Regions from separate parts of the Homo sapiens genome. Here region 2 is linked to region 1. Evidence: chromatin loops called from intact Hi-C (ENCODE). Cell type or tissue: GM12878. All regions are shown on one strand. Each heading gives the region's core, and the rest is flanking DNA. Links, peaks and the distances in the headings are about the cores only.

The links. A loop is a pair of places that touch in the nucleus more often than their neighbours do. Peaks named below come from ENCODE experiments on the same cell type or tissue, not always from the same donor. Only the 100,000 strongest peaks of a DNase experiment are listed, where the experiment ranks them.
Region 2: a loop joins it to region 1, with 5 times the contacts of the local background. A loop is called at or near these places in 3 of 110 quality-filtered maps.

What each region holds. Positions count from the first base shown.
Region 1 is chr3:159,897,748-159,906,087 of GRCh38, forward strand. No RefSeq gene overlaps it. Among named protein-coding and RNA genes, the nearest start is that of IL12A, 87 kb to the right of the region's middle. In GM12878, for the core only: no CTCF peak of the experiment used is centred there; a DNase peak (open chromatin) is centred at 4,973; H3K27ac peaks cover 1,095 bases.
Region 2 is chr3:159,959,402-159,967,703 of GRCh38, forward strand. All of the region lies in intron 9 of IL12A-AS1 (IL12A antisense RNA 1), which reads right to left. Among named protein-coding and RNA genes, the nearest start is that of IL12A, 25 kb to the right of the region's middle. RefSeq lists an enhancer at 4,759-5,038. In GM12878, for the core only: no CTCF peak of the experiment used is centred there; a DNase peak (open chromatin) is centred at 5,080; H3K4me3 peaks cover 548 bases; H3K27ac peaks cover 1,125 bases.

The DNA.
Region 1 (8,340 bases), core at 114-8,113:
CTATTTTCAAATTTTTAGCCATTCTGTTGGTCTCATGAAAGAAGATTCCAAGTCTAAAGCAGATTACAGACTGTTTCTTAATAAGTGGAGAGTTTCAGAAAATAGATTTAATTAGCTAATGTTCATGTAGTGATTAGGGAACCATAAACTAAAGCAAAGATGAACAATTCAACATTCCAGAGCCACCCACAAACCACCTGGTTTCACTCCAAGGTCCATGATGTAATCTGAAGATAGAGAACTGTCTCCATTTTCCTTTCTCAAAAATACTCAGATAAGTATTCTAAAGTATTAAAAAGATTTGCTAGTGTTCCTAGACGGCCTTCTGTTTAGCAAAATAGGTAATCTTAAATTGTAACACTAGTTATTTTTTATGGGCCTCAAACAAGTTATTTCCATTCAGAATAGAAAAAGAACACAGATCGTAAATATATTTTGGTTTTTGTGAGTTGGCTGTTGAGGACAGCTTGCTGCTCACTACTGAGCTAAAGAGTGGGGCCCTAAATCCTCTCTGCCCAAAGGTCTCTAACTGAGCCCTGAATTCCCACACCAGCTGTCAGGGATCTCCTGGGGTGATCCCAGCCCTGTGAATCCAAGCACAGCTGCTGGACCATCGTCACTGCTTCTACTGGGTGAGAATGTTGGTCAGTGAGCCAGTGGCTCTTGTCTCTAGCTGCACAGTGGAACCACCTGGAGAGCTTCAGAAGCCACTGGTGCCTGGGTTCCACCCCCATGGACTGACTTAAATGGTCTGGGGTGTAGCCTGGGCATTGAGACATTTAAAGGTCTCCAGGAGATTTTAATGTTGAGAACCATTGCCTTCCACTTTCTTCTTTTCTTTAGCTTTATTAAACCATGTTTCTAAGTATCTAATTTTATTCTGATTAAAAAATATAATATTCCTATTAGTTTGCAATCTGTGGGGAGAGCACAGCTGGAAAGAGTGCTATGGAAAATGCCTGTGTCCAAGCAAGAGAAGGTAGTGTGGCCTTCTGAACTTCCTGTGGTGACTCTCACAACCTGGAGCCCTGGCGCTAAAACTCAGCCCACCACAAAAGACTTACATTTTAAAATCCTTGCCAGAACTGCCAGTTCCGGTAAAAATTTAGAAATGTGTTTTCTCTGTGTCTTAAGCCATGCAGTCTCTGGCTAGAAATGCATGTTGTGAAGAAATTCATGGCCTCTAAGCTCTTCTAATTGTTTGAAGCCCATAATCGTAACCGAATAGCTCCCAACTGGAGAAGAAAAGAGAGAAAATGAGATTATACCCACAAAGGGCCTCTCAGAATACCTCTGGGTCAAAGCCTAGCTAATAGTACAACTGTTCTTCCCACCATGCCCTGAGATACTCAGAGGAGAGTTATATTCAATTTCCTGGTGTTCCTTTCAGCCTTCTCTGCCCGTGGTAGAAATGTCACCAAGTGACTCTCTAAGGGGATTCTTTCAAGATTGAGTCTTTCCAGTATTTTTGCTTAGGCTTGTCAGCAAGGACTGGGATTATAACCAACAGGATTCTTACCTGCTCTAGATCATCCTTCCACATGTAAACTAGGACCTTTACTAGTTAATCAGGCTTAGAATGCTAGACTAACCTCAAAAATCAAGTTCCGCTTCTCTTCCCCATTTTTAGAGAGTGAGGTGTGGATGAAAGTGTGCAGGCTCTGGGGCCAGAAGGGACTGACCACAAATGCTTACTCCATCTTCCCACAGATTTGACCCTGAGCAAGTTCCTAAAGCTGTCTGTGTCTTATCTCATCACCTGTAAATACCATCTCCTCAGATTATTCTAAAGACTGAATAATGTTTATAAAGGCACCTGACACCCAGGAAACACTGAATAAATAAATGTTGAATAAAAAGTAAATTATCAGAGCTCAGGTGGTGGGAAAATTCTGAATTTACCAGTTTCTGAGATTTAAGGCATCCTTGTAGTTTTGTTCCCTGTTTATTAATTATTAATTTACAAAACAGTGATGCTTAAGTAAAAAGTTAATAATTGCAAGTCCCACTCCCTCCTCCAAATAAGTGCTAAAACTTGGAATGCATTCTAACACATCTCTCTATGCTTACACAGATACACATGCATGGGGTTTTATATTTCCATTTGTCTATACAAAGGTAGGATCTCTGTAGCTTACTTTATCCATAGACATCCTTCCAGGTCAGGACGTACAGATCAAAGTCATTCTTTTCTTTTCTTTTTTTTTTGAGACAGAGTCTCTCTCTCTCGCCTAGGCTGGAGTGCAGTGGCACAATCTCAGCTCAGTGCAACCTCCGCCTCCCAGGTTCAAGCGATTCTCCTGCCTCAGCCTCCCTAGTAGCTGGAATTACAGGTGTGTGCCACCACACCCGGCTAATTTTTGTATTTTTAGTAGAGACAGGGTTTTGCCATGTTGGCCAGGCTGGTCTTGAACTCCTGACCTTAGGTAATCTGCCCACCTCGGCTTCCCAAAGTGCTGAGATTACAGGCGTGAGCCACCGCGACCCGCCCAGTCATTCTTTTTAATAGCTTTGTAGTAATCCCCAGTGTTGGTGGAACATACCTTATTCAGCCATTCCCTTTAATGATGGACATTAAGAATCTTTTCAGATTTCTGCCACCAGAAACAGTGATCCAGTAATTATGCTTGTACTTAACATCTATTTATACCTTTTATTCTGTGATTACCTCACTTTTTCTTTAACCATTCCTTGGTACTGCTTAAATACTTCAGAGTACAGAGAGCTAATTAAGGTAGGTAGGAAGACCAGGAGGGGCCATTGCAGAGAAGTTTGATTCCTTGCAATGAAATCGGAGGACCACACCAACACATTTTCATCTTCAACTAGAGCCTCTCTCTCTCTCTCTCTCTCTCACACACACACACACACACACACACACACACACACTCTTTGAGCCTCCAAAAACTCCCCTCTGCCTCCGGAGTACAGATTTTTCTCTATTTCCTCTTTGAGGGTAGAGGCAAACTTCAGCCACCCTTGTAACTGTAGCCCCAAGCACAGAACCAAGCGGACAGTCCTCCCTTGAAGATTGGCCCAATGAGAAGCTCTAATCATTAGGACTCTGCCTTTTGACGCCTCTGTTAACTGGTGTCACTCTACTCTTCTGATGTATAATGCCTCTCCTCTTAGCTGAGGGATGAGCCCCTGGGACTGACTTTCCTTCAGATTTAATCTCACTGTTCTCAGGTTTAATCCCCCACGACTGGTCGATTTTTTTTTAAATCCCTCAGTTACCCACAAATCTAAGATCTGAAAAATTTCCTTCCACAGAATTTGTCATCTCTAATAAACAGCCCTTTTAGCCACCAATCTGCTAAAACTCATGCCTCTCCACCATGTTTATAGTTTTGAAATTGTTATTGGGAAATGGCTAGAGAGAGACATTCCCAGCCCCCTGCCCCTTGGCCTAGATGTGATCCCATGACACATTTTTACCAATGGAATGTCAGTGGATGTGAAGTGCCTTAATTCTAGCCAAGGCTTGAAAGAAAGGGTTTGCCCTCTCCATTCTCTTTCTCCTTGTACCAGCTACAATCACAAGAACCTAGAGGGATGCAGAGCCACCAGATGGAAAAAGTCTGGGTCCCTGACTCACTGCATGGAGAGAGTTACCTGCCATCCAGTAGGATTCACCTCAAACTGGAAAAAAAAAGATGATTAAAATAAACTATGATTACATTTGTGCCTTTATACTGCATTGAATCTGTTACAACAGCTAACATTACACTAACTAATGCAAGTCCTTAACAAGGACAGCCATAATCTTTTAAGAAAGAGCTGAAACACAGACCCAGTTAGACAAACCCTGTGTTCTTAACCACCATGCCACACTGCTTCTTTTCTATAGAAAATCATCTCTAGGTCAGAGATTGACCCTTTTATCAGTTAATGGACCTCTTCAGTTTAGTTTAAATCTTTTCCTCTGCTCTGTCTTTTCCTTTAGCCATTAGGACAGAAATCAGAAGTTGATCAAAATGAGATTTGTCATGAACAAACAATTCATGCCAGAAACAAGAATATGGAATTTATGATGATGCCAGAAACACAAATATTGTTAAGTGACAACAAGAACCTATTTGGTGTCTAGCTGGAAAAGTCTTAGTTTCTATGATCTTTAAGACCACACTTTGATTACTGCCACACCAGCTGAATTCTGATGCTTACAAAATACAATATACAATTACCATTTGCACTGGTCTTCATTTATTTTTTCTAAATAGGATGTGACACATTCATTATGAGATAGGTTGATGGGTAATGAGTTTTTCAGGATATTTTAATTGAGGCTTATAGTCAGTTGTCAGTATAAATTAACATTATATTAAATAATTCATGAATTAATGTTCTGGCTGTGCAAAATGAAAATGTCCTTTTAATTTCTGAGTGAGTATCCTAAAGCCATTTCATTTGGTAGCTTTGGAAAGAAATGATTCACCAAGACTAATTGGTCATAAGAAATTCTTTTTTGTAGCAAACTTCTTTTTGTACATTTCTCTGTTCTAGAACAATGTTCTGCCTATGGTTGTAACACAGTCCTTGTTTTAAAAACGACTGAATCCACTTCCCTGCACCACAGTACAAGAGTACAAGGTAGTAAAGTGATACTTATGGGGAAAGTGATTTTATTTTCACCCTCCAGACTAGGCATTCAAACTTTCTTGTTTATTATTTACTACCAAATTCTCTTTTCTTTTATATTCAATCAATACCTTATTTGCTTTTTTGGCTTTTCAGAAAATAGTGGTGTGTATTCTGACTGTGGTAAAGCATAGGCAAAGCTGGAAGTGAGTGCTTTAATTTTCTGCCTCATAAAGTTACTTCCTTCCAGATGTGTGTTAGTTCGCAGTAGAAATTACAGTCTGTAATGACGTGTCATCTCACCTTGTGCAGGAGTTTTTTAGGTCACATAACATCCCCATGTATTAGGGCATGTGAAAGTCAGCCAGGAATCCATACTTCACCTTGAGAGCAATTTCGAGGTGAGGGTTCAAGGTGAAAATGATGTTGACCTTTACAGGCACTGGGGAGAAAGGGCTTCACTATTTATCAGAAAGCATCCACTTCCTCCTTCCATCAAAGTGAAGGACTCTTGTCCCTGCTGCTCAAGAAGGCTGACTTGAGAATGTGTCATTGTCTCTGATGCAAATCAGATTGAGAATAGAACACCAGTCGGGTGCTCTAAGTAATTTTTTAAGGGAAGTAATGAATGCTTCAGGAAGAATAATTAGGTGTGGGGATGTTTGTATGGGAGTAATAAATCTATCTCCCTGCAGTTCTGGCTAAACTAAGAGTGGGAGTAAGACAGACATGGGGCTTTTTGGAGTTTGCAAACCAGTCTCACCACACTGCAAGTGAGAGCGCTGGGCCTTCAGGGCGACAGCATAAGAGCAGGAGAGGAAACCTGGCTGAACATGAGGACTGAGGAATGGGAGAGCTGCTCAGTGAGAGGCCAGGGGGACCTGGGACAGCATCTGCAGAACTTGGCAGCGCCACTGCAGCCCTTGCCACGGCCAACACCTCTAAATGCATTTTGGTGCCTTGAACCCATTAGCCAAAAAAGTGCCTGGTGGGTTTTGCTTCCATGAGAGTAAAAACTAGAGCCACTGACAGGCCCGTCTGTCACCAATCTTCAGTTTCCTGTGAGGACATTCTTCAGGCACTACAGTGGGACCCAGTGAAGCTCAGAGCCAGGCCCACCCCATGTGTGCTAAGGCTTACAGGGCATTTGTCAGCGGCAGCTTTGAAGGGGCTAAATACCTGAGGTTTAATGAATTAGGGGGCAATATGTGAATATATAAAAACTTTTTTTTTTTTTTAGATACAGTGTCTTGCTCTGTCGCCTAGGCTGGAATGCAGTGGCATGATCACAGCTCACTGCAGCTTTGAACTCCTGGGCTTAAGTGATTCTCTTGCCTCAGCCTCCCAGGTAGCCAGGACTATAGGCACATGCCACTATGCTTGGCTAAGTTTTTTTCTTAATTTTTTGTAGAGATGAGGTCTCACTTTGTAGCTGAGGCTGGTATCCAGGCTTAAAGCAATCCTCCTGCCTCAACCTCCCAAAGTGCTGGGATTATAGGCATGAGCTGCTGAGCCTGAACTACAAACTTCTTTTTAGGTTCCCTTACTTCCCAAGCTGATCTGGGGGGCTACCTTCCCACAAACACGTAAGCAAGAATAATGCAAAAAGTGTAAATAAATGAATGTGGTTTGGAGAGAAGGGGCACAGTCAACAATAAACAATAAAACACGAAAGTTTTGAATTATACTTTTTTGGCCACCTTTGAAATGTGTTGTTCATTTGCTCCTTACAAGAAAGAGTCCTAGCTAATTCATCTTGGTTTTGAATCTAAATTGTATTTCCGGTCTCCTCTGTCTCATTCTTATTTCCTTCTTATTTATTTATTTTTATTTTTAATTATTACAAGTACATAATAGTTGTATATCTTTATGAGATATATGTAATGATTTTATATGGCATTTAATATGTAATGATCAAACCAGGGTAATTGGGATATCCATCACTTCAAGCATTTATCATTTCTTTGTGTTAGAAGCATTCCAGCTCCACTCTTAATTATTTTAAAATAAACAATAGATTATTGTTAACTGTAGTCACCCTATTGTGCTACTGCATACTAGATCTTATTCATTCTAACTATATTTTTGTCTCCATTAGCCATCCTCACTTTGTCCCCCACTCCCCACTACCTTTCCCAGCCTCTTGTAACCTCATTCTACTCTATCTCCATGAATTCAACTTTTTAAATTTTTAGCTGCCACATATGAGTAAGAACATGCAAAATCTCTCATTTCTTTCAGTTCGGTCCCCTAATTTACATAGACAGACAGTGTGCCAATATTGTATTAATAATGCCCTCTCCAATCCACTGAAAAGTCAAAATGCCTACTTCCTTTTTTTAAAAGTACACACATGTGTGTCACTTCCTAAATTCTGCTCATTGTCAAGAATTCTTGGCTATAAAATCATCAAAGAGTTGTTGTCGAGATAGTTAACTGCTCCTGTAAAACATCCCAATTGCCTTGACTTCACATGATGCTTTTAGAGCATCAGTACTTGCTAGCTGGGGACAAATGCACTCACTCGTCCTTCTGAGAATTCTGAATTTTAAAGAAAGTAGGAAGTTCACATACAAATCACTCTCATTTCAGGTGCTTGCATGGATTTTCCTCTACTACCAATTAATTGGGCAAGCAGCATTTCTTTCACATCACACTAGAAAATGAAAGCCAAATCTTAAGTAGCCAAAGCTACTTAAAATTTCTGAAACAAGTGGTCATGGTCATTCTTTACTCAAAGTTACCCCAGGCTCCTTGGCTCAAGACAAAAGCATTTTCATGGGAATTCCTTTGGCGTCAGTTTCCAGGCCAGTCATGCAAGCCATCCATACATATGGACCTTACACGCCACTGCAAATGGAGCTGCTAGGTTTTCAGGAAGTCAGTGGCTTTACCTTCCAGGTTCTGAAGCCAAGAGCAGGAGGAGAGTGAATGTGAGCACTCCTTCCTCAAAGATGACTGAAAGAGAATGGAAGAAATATTTGAGAAAACTACTGTCAGAAGCAGCTGGGAAGAGGAAAAGAAATCACTGTGTACTAATATGGAAGCTGAAAAGTGTAGAGAGGGAAAGGGCTAGACAGACCCTGGTCATGCACATCTTTCCATGGGTCACAAATATAAATGCATATAGGGACCAGACTGATAATACAAACAAATAACTGAAGCAAGCTGGATGCAAGACTATAAGGAGTGATGAGGAGCAAATGCCCTGACTAAAAGGGATTCACTGCTAAGTAAATACTGACAACTTATCTGGCCTGGGCTGACCTGGCTTTTCTAAGATTTCAAAATATCTGGATTTATTATACAAAATACACTACTTCTATTAACCAATGTTTTATCTATATGACATTGGTCACCACTGAAAATCCTTTTAAGAAAGAGCCCCACAAAACTCATTATTATATTTACTGACAGACTGATATTTACCACATTACACAACGGCAACTTTATGAGCACCGAGGGAGATATTCCTTTCAGATGTCAATACCAATAATAGTCAAGTGTCTCTGATTATCATTGTAAATTATTTGACTGATCATGTCATTATCCTGCTTGCGCTGGCTTCCAGGAAGCAAGGAAGTAAATTTGCAGCTCACCTATGAAAAGTTGGATGAGAGCTTTGGATAATGTGACTCTTACTTTGCTGTACCAACTCTCTAAGTTGCCTCAAATTCTTTTGGGGAACCAGGAAAGGTATCATAAGTAAATAAATCCATCTATCTATTTGTAAATTTTTTCTTATTTATTTTTATTTAT
Region 2 (8,302 bases), core at 303-8,302, 62 kb after region 1:
GGCTATATGCTTTATAATTATTTGTTATGCTGTACATTTAGGTCTTAACGTACTTTTTTCTATGTGTGTTATATTTTATAATAAAAAGAATAGAAAATGAGAAACTAATCTTCCCCATACCTTCAACCTCCAAACAAAATAGTCACTCAATCCCCTTTTCTTGCTGGAGCTCTGACTCTCACCCACATCTCTCCTCCCCTTTCAGGGCCTCAGTGCTGCTTCAAGAGTATAACTCTTCTATTTTCCACTGAAGTCTATGCTGCCTTGCTAAGGCACCCACTGTCCTTTTTGATTTCTACCCCCCACACCCCTGCCCCTTTATTGAAGACATTGGCACCTGACTCCCAGCTTTCTCTCTGACTCCGATCCATCTCACACTATCATCACTTCAACACCTACATGGCCAAATCAGCTGACAATCTGGCCTTAAAGTACTTATATCTCCCTTCCCCCAGCTTCAACACTCTGCTCCAATCTAACCACCTATTCTCATGATCCTATTTGGACCTTGAAACCCTTTTTAAAATATTTTCTTTTAAAGCACAAAAAAATACAGACTAGTTATAGGAGAAACAGTGTAAATATTAACTTTTTAAAAAAGAAAGGAACAATATTTCACATTGCATGTCTGTATTAGAACATCTCATGTACCCCATAAATGTATGTACCTACTATGTACCCACAAAAAAATTTAAAAAACTAAAAAACAGGAAAAACGGAAAAAAATAAACTCACCCATGATCCACCCTACAGAAATAATAGAACACGGCTGAGCAAGTATGACGCCAGGAGTTTGGGTGCCTGGGAGAAAGATCAGACCAGTCAATCACAACATGGGCCTGTCCTGTCAGCCAAACCATGTGCGTTGGCACCGTGTGAAAATGTCTCTTGCAGATGAATTAATAGACAACAGAGTGTTTTGCTAGGGAAGGCCTTGCAGAGCAGGGGAAAGAACTCCCAGAAGGCCTGGGTTTGGTTCTGGACCCCGACATAAATCATCACTTTGACCTTAGCAAGTTGTCTCCTCTCTCTGGTTATATTCCCTCCTCTGTCTGACAAAAGGGTAGACTAACATTTTATCATCCAGAAGACCCACTGTATAAATTCATGGCCCTTGTGGTATTGTTGTGCATTTTTAATTAGCACTACTATGATGAACAGCATTTCATCATTTCTACTTTCTGTGCTCCCTTGACACCTCCATTTCCATTTCCAAAGGATATGGAAACAGCTCGCTTCACTTCAGATGTCAGTACGTATTAACAGCAGGGCACAGGAGATGCACATCTGAACTGGCAGAGATTAAATAACTGAGGCAGATAAAAAAGCTTTTTATGTTAATGTTCTTACATATCATTTATTGACAATCCAATCCTGTTTAATGCTTTTGAATCTCATTTTGGGGTTCGTCAGGAGCATGCTGGGACATTATTCACAAGCCATTTTATCCAGATTTCTTGATAAGCAAATGAAACACCTTTGGAGGCTGGCAGGTCAGCACTGGCCATATCAGAAGAATTCAGACTCTGTGTGTCTCTGTGTTTGATGTGGGGAGGGCCGATGCTTCCCTGGGTACTTGGTTCGGACAGCTCCCAGGCTCCGTACATGAGGAGGGTATGAACACTGTCTTCCCCTTACTGAGGCCCTCCAGCCCACTCATTTTTTTTACTCATAGGTTGCATGAATGATTGGCAAAGCTGATGACGGTGACAGCTCTGTAACAAGCATGGGAGACAGACACACTCCGTGGTCTCTGGGCACATGCATTCAAAAGCAGACATCACACACCACATGGTGAATAAGTGAAAGACCTTCAGACAGAATATTAAAATCCCAAGCAAATATGAAGCAGCCTTTATATAGTACATCCAGTCCAGGGTCAAGTAAATTTGTGCATGAAGAGAGATAGGAGCTGTGGGAATATGAGGTGTGGGGCCTCTGGAATGTGTGCGCCTGCAATCAGAGAGCATCTGGCCCATATTAACCTACACTGCAATGGTTAATGTAGAAATCTATTAGAAAATGGATGAGGTATTATTATTGCATTTGATTTCAGATTTCTTCATAGTTAATGAAAGAGCATATAGCACAGATGTTAAGAACCCAAGCTCTGGAATTAAGCACAAATCTTACCTCTATGAACTACACTTTCCTCAAGCCTAATGGGGACAATAATAATACCCCCTACCTAAGATAAATGTGAAAATTAAATGATAAAACTGCAAATAAAATACTGAATATAGTGCCTAGCATATCCAGGAAACTTACTAGTTATAAGCTATTATCACTGTTTTTATATTTGGTTATAGATGAATTCCTTTTCAGCTAAAGATAAAGGTTTAGAGATTGAAGCTTCCTTGGATTCCCACCCATCCAACAAACATATTTATAAGATTACTTTCAACATTATTATTGTTCAACATTATTGTTGTTTATTATAAAGGTGAGTTTCTTAATTTTAAAAAATTCTACCTATTTTAATCTTTATTTTTATTTTCATTATTTTGTCCTGTGAGGTTACAAATTTTTTTTTATTCTATATACAGCACAATTAACCCTTGAACAATGTGTACATGGATCTTTCTCTCAGTCGAAAATCTGCATATAACTTTTGCATATAACTCCCCAAAAACTTAGCTACTAATAGCCTACTGTTGACTGGAAGCCTTACTGAAAACATAAAACAATCAATTAACATATATTTTGTATGTCATATGTATTATATATTCTTAACATAAGCTAGAGAAAAGAAAATCTTGGCCAGGTGTGGTGGCTCATGTCTATAATCCCAGGAAGGACTGTCTTGAGACCAGGAGTTCAAGACCGGCCTGAGCAACATAGCAAGACTCCATTTCTATAAAAAAAAAAAAAAAATTTAATTAGCTAAGTATGGTGGTGCGTGCCTGTAGTCTAGTCTTAGCTACTCTGGAGGCTGAGGTGGGAGGATCACTTGAGCCCAGGAGTTCAAGGTTACAATTAGCTATATTCACACCACTGTACTCCAGCCTGGGCAACAGAACAAGACCCATCTCCAAAAAAAAAAAGAAAAAAAATGTTATTGAGAAAATTATATGGAAGCCAAGCACAGTGGCTCACACCTGTAATCCCAGTACTTTAGAAGGCTGAGGTGGACGAATCTCTTGAACCCAGGAGTTCGAGACTAACCATGGGAAAACATTGTCTCTACAAAAAATAGAAAAATTAGCAGGCATAGTGACATGCATCTGTAGTCCCAGCTACTCAGGAGGCTGAGGTAGGAGAATCACCTGAGCCTGGGGAAGTTGAGGCTGCAGTGAGCCATGACTCCACCACTGCACTTCAGCCTGGGCTACAGACTGAGACCTTATCCCAAAAAAAAAAAAGGAAGAAAATCAAAATCATATGGAAGAAAAAATACATTTACAACACTGCACTCTATTGACACCACAGGTTTACATTGTCTGTATATGAGGTGAATGATCTGCCTAAAATGGCAGGCAACCGCAGCTGCAGACCTCAATCTGTGGTTCAGATCAAGCAATTCAATTTTTCTTTGCAACATCATGACTTTTCTCCACTTCTTGGGAGCACTTCCAGCATCACTAGTAGCACTTTATATGAGTCTCATGGTGTTATTCCAGGTTTACATTATTGCACTAAACAGGAAAAATACAGGAGAACTGGGAGAGATCACTTTCTACTGCAATCCACAATTTACTGGAGAAATGAACTGCTCACTTGGAGATGATTAGCATCACAGTGGCATTTTAAGCAGATACTTGCAACACTTGAGCTCACTGCAATAGTAACAAGAGGCGGCTACAAAATTGTTACAGTAGTACAGTATTACAGTATTGTTGCAGTTAATTTATGCAGTTATGATAGAATATTGCATCTTTACATTTGTTTACATTTCTCTCAACTGCAAATAGTGCCATGTACAGTCTGTGTTTGTGTGGGTGGTTTTCTTTTTTTTTTTTTTTCTTTTGAGACAGGGTCTTGCTCTGTCACCCAGGCTGGAATGCAGTGGCAGGATCATGGCTCACTGTAGACTAGAACTCCTGGGCTCAAGCCATCCTCCTACCTCCGCCTCCTGAGTAGCCAGGCATAGTCCCATTTTAACATTTTATAATAGATTTCTGAATATTTTATGGTAGTAAATGATAGACTAGTGTCTGTGTATATTTTATGCATTTGTGACATACCTTTTTCTTAATTTTAGAACTACTTCTAGGCTACACAGTTCATCTGCAAGTTTTTACAAATTGTTGCAAATCTCCAAAAAGTTTTCAAATATATTTATTTTTAAAATTCGCATATAGGTGGATGCTTACAGTTCAAACTGATGTTGTTCAAGGGTCAACTGTATTTAAAAGTTCTTGTAGAAATTTATATGTGGTCTTACTCATTTCCTTAGTTTATCATTTGTGAAGTAGGTAGCACATAATAATGTGTTTCTTCAGAATAGTTACTTGTCATGTGTCAAAATTATTTTTTAAAAGTATAAACTTATACATAAATATTAGTGTGGTTATTTTCAGTAAAGTCATTTTTTTCTTTCAATAATTCTGTGGATACAAAAATTTAAGGCCATAGGCAGTAAAACTCATAGTCGGAAAGGGCTATCAATCTTCAGGTAGCCTGAAGGATGTGGCATATTGTCAGTGCTTAATAATAATATATCTTATCATTAACATTGACCTTTTTCGTGGCCTCTGGAGTTTTATATGCCTTGTCTAGAAGTTGTACCAATTTGCGGAGATAGTTGTGCAAAGTACTTGAATGTGGAAGCCATAGATGCTCACAGCATCGTCACTGAGGACCTTACACAAATAGATCGGAGGTAGACCAATTCCGGGATTAGTTAATTCAGTCACAGATCATCAAGGGCCCAGTTTCTGCTTTCCATTCTGCTTTTCTCAGTGTGTCATCTTTATTCTCAGGCTGTTTGTCTTCCTAATAACTCCCCATCCAAACATGAGAATGTCCAGAAAGAGAGGGGGTAACTGGCTTAGGTGTTCTTTCTAAATTTGCTTCCATAAAAGAAAAGGATTTCACTTTCTTCTCTCCACATACACATAGCCCTTCTCAGTACCCTATCTCCCCAACAGAGTCATATCACAATTCTACTAGAGACATATTCAGTATTTACATTCTGATGACATCTTAGACATTAGTCAGAAATGAGTCAGAGGCGATACTAGTATTTATATTCCCTTTCCTGTACAGCTTTGTGGGGTTTTTTAAAGTTAATAATTACTAATTTTATTTTTAAACATACTTTCTATTGTGTCAATCACAAAGTCTCTGTGGATCATCTTAATTCCTCTTAAGGTGTTTAGAAGCGTCAGGTATTCATAAAATCAAAGCCCTGAAGAATTTTCTCTTGGAGACCTCTGACCTCTTGACCTCTGATCTGAACCGGCATTTGGGGGTCTTTCTTTTCTTCTTTTTCTTTTTCTTTTTTTTTTTTTTTTCAAGACAGGGTCCCACTCTGTTGCCCAGGCAGGAGTGCAGTGGCACAATCACAATTCACTGCAGCCTCGATATCCTGGGCTCAAGTGATCCTCCCACTTCAGCCTCCTGAGTAGCCGAGGCCACATGTGCATACCACTACGCCCCGCTAATTTTTTATTTTTTGTAGAGATGGGGCTACATCACCCAGGCTGGTTTTGAACTCCTGGGTTCAAGCCATCCTCTCACCTCAGACTCCCAAAGTGGTAAGATTACAGGTGTGAGCCACTGCACCTGGCCTAAGGTCTTTCTTTAACATCAGTCTAGATATGCTCTTTCCCTCACTCTTCTTTTAGCTCTTCTCTTTCTTGGTTGACTCCCCAGTTTTGTGGATGCACCCACCAATAGCCTTCCTAAGAAAGAATGAATCAGAGGTAAATTTACGATATTTTGCAAATGCCTATCCTCATTTGATTAATAACTTGGTAGGTCGAAAACTAAAGGTTGGAAATTATTCTGTTCCTATATTTTGGAGACATTTCTTCATTTTCTTTTAGTTTCCAGTTTTGCTGTTGGACAATCCAGAACTGTTCTGATTCATGATCCTTTTCTACATAAGTTGTTTTCTTTTCTCCCTAGACATTTGTAGGATCTTATCTATGTCCCCTGTGTTGTGGAATTTTGTGAGAATATGTATGAATCTATTTTCTTTTCTTTTCTTTTCTTTTCTTTTCTTTTTTTTTTTTTGAGTCAGAGTCTCGCTCTGTCACACAGGCTGGAGCGCAGTGGCGCCATCTTGGCTCACTGCAACCTCCACCTCCTGAGTTCAAGAGATTCTCCTGCCTCAGCCTCCCAAGTAGCTGAGACTACAGCCGCCCGCCACCACACCTGGCTAATTTTTGTATTTTTAGTAGAGATGGGGTTTCACCACCTTGGCCAAGATGGTCTCCATCTCTTGACCTCATGATCCACCTGCTTCGGCCTCCCAAAGTGCTAGGATTACAGGCATGAGCCACCGTGCCCGGCAGAGTCTATTTTCATCTATGTTGATGGCCACTCAGTAGACTCTTTCAATTTCCTTTAGTTCTGGGAAATTTTGTCAAATGATTTCATTGATTATTTCGTCTCCATTTTTTTTTTAGTTCCACATTATAAATCTTCTTTAAATTACCAATTTAATGAGCAAAAAATAAAAATGTTTAAAGTTTCAATTTTCGTTTCTCTTTGGTAATTAATGATGTTGAGTAGATTTCCATGTCTTTACTATTTTTATTTCCTATGTTAGTTATCAATTTGTACTCTATTACATTTTCTTCTTGTCTAGTAGGACTATACTTAAACCAACATTGCTACAAACAGCCTACTTTTAAGTAAAAATTCTTCAGCCATTATTAAAAGTAAAACAAGTAGAAACAAATAAAGAAAACAGTTTGTGTAATCCCACTACCCAACGATATCCAGCTACAGTAGATATTTTGGTGTTTTCTTCTATCCTTTTTTTCTATGCATATGATTTTGGATGGTGTTATCTGACAATGTTGTGATCATCTTATTGGTACAATTACATGCCTCACAATTCTATTTATCTATTTATTTATTTAATTAAATTTATTTATTTTGAGACGGAGTCTCCCTCTGTCACCCAGGCTGGAGTGCAGTGGGGTGATCTCGGCTCACTGCAACCTCCGCCTCCTGGGTTCAAGCGATTCTCCTGCCTCAGCCTCCCTAGTAGCTGGGATTACAGGAGCCTGCTACCATACCCAGCTAATTTTTTAAAATATTTTTAGTAGAGGCAGGGTTTCTCCATGTTGGCCAGGCTAGTCTCGAGCTTCTGACCTCAAGTGATTCACCCGCTTCGGCCTCCCAAAATCCTGGAATTACAGGTGTGAGCCACCGTGCCTGGCCTCTATCTTTGTTTTTAAACCTCTAAAGAAGGCATATTTTAATGTGCAAGTCACTCAATTCTTTTTATACATTTTTTACCAAAAAGCCCTCTCCTGTGAAATTTGAATTTTCAGTATGCCCACTTAGCAGTTGTTCTGAACTCATAGCAGGAAGAGGGGTGCACCACTGCAGACTGTGTCACCGGAACATTTAACAGTAGTTCTGTGAGCAAAGGGAGTAGATTTAAGATGAGAGTTGTAAAGTTCTGTGACTCCAGGCTCAGGAGTTCCCCACTTTGGCTGATGACCTCCTGACTGCTCTCTTTCCCTAATGAATTGTACCTACCCCATCTCTGTTTTCTCCATCTAAGGCAGGTCCTTGCCTTACCTTTCTTTCTGCACTGCCTATTCTAGATCCTAGTGGTCCAGATGCTCTCACTCCTTGACCTTCTCCCCCAACATATCTTCATGACTCACTCCCTCACCTCCTTTAGGTCTTTATTGCCCAGCCTTTCTCTCTCTCTCTCTCTCTCTCTCTCTCTCTCTCTCTCTCTCTCTCTCACACACACACACACACACACACACACACACACTAACTATACTCCCAATTCCCTATCCCTTGCTCCTTAGTTTCCTTTGTTCCCAAGCACACAATTTTATTGTATTCATGATGTATTCTGTTTATTATATATTCCTCATCTCACTTTATCTGTGAACAAAGTTTAGAGATCTTTGTTATGTTCACTGATGTATCCCCAGAATGACTAGGACAATGCCTTGTAGACAGTATGTGTTCAATAACTTTTTGTTGAATTAATAGATGATTACTCAGAAAGCACCCCAGATGCCTTCACCACCCCACCTTCCTCCCACTTTATCATTTCAACTTCCGAACTTGAATTTATCCATCATCATTTTCTCAGCCTCTGATGCTGTGGCTTCTGCTATTTTCAGGCTGTTGAGAGTTACCATAGAAAATTATAGAC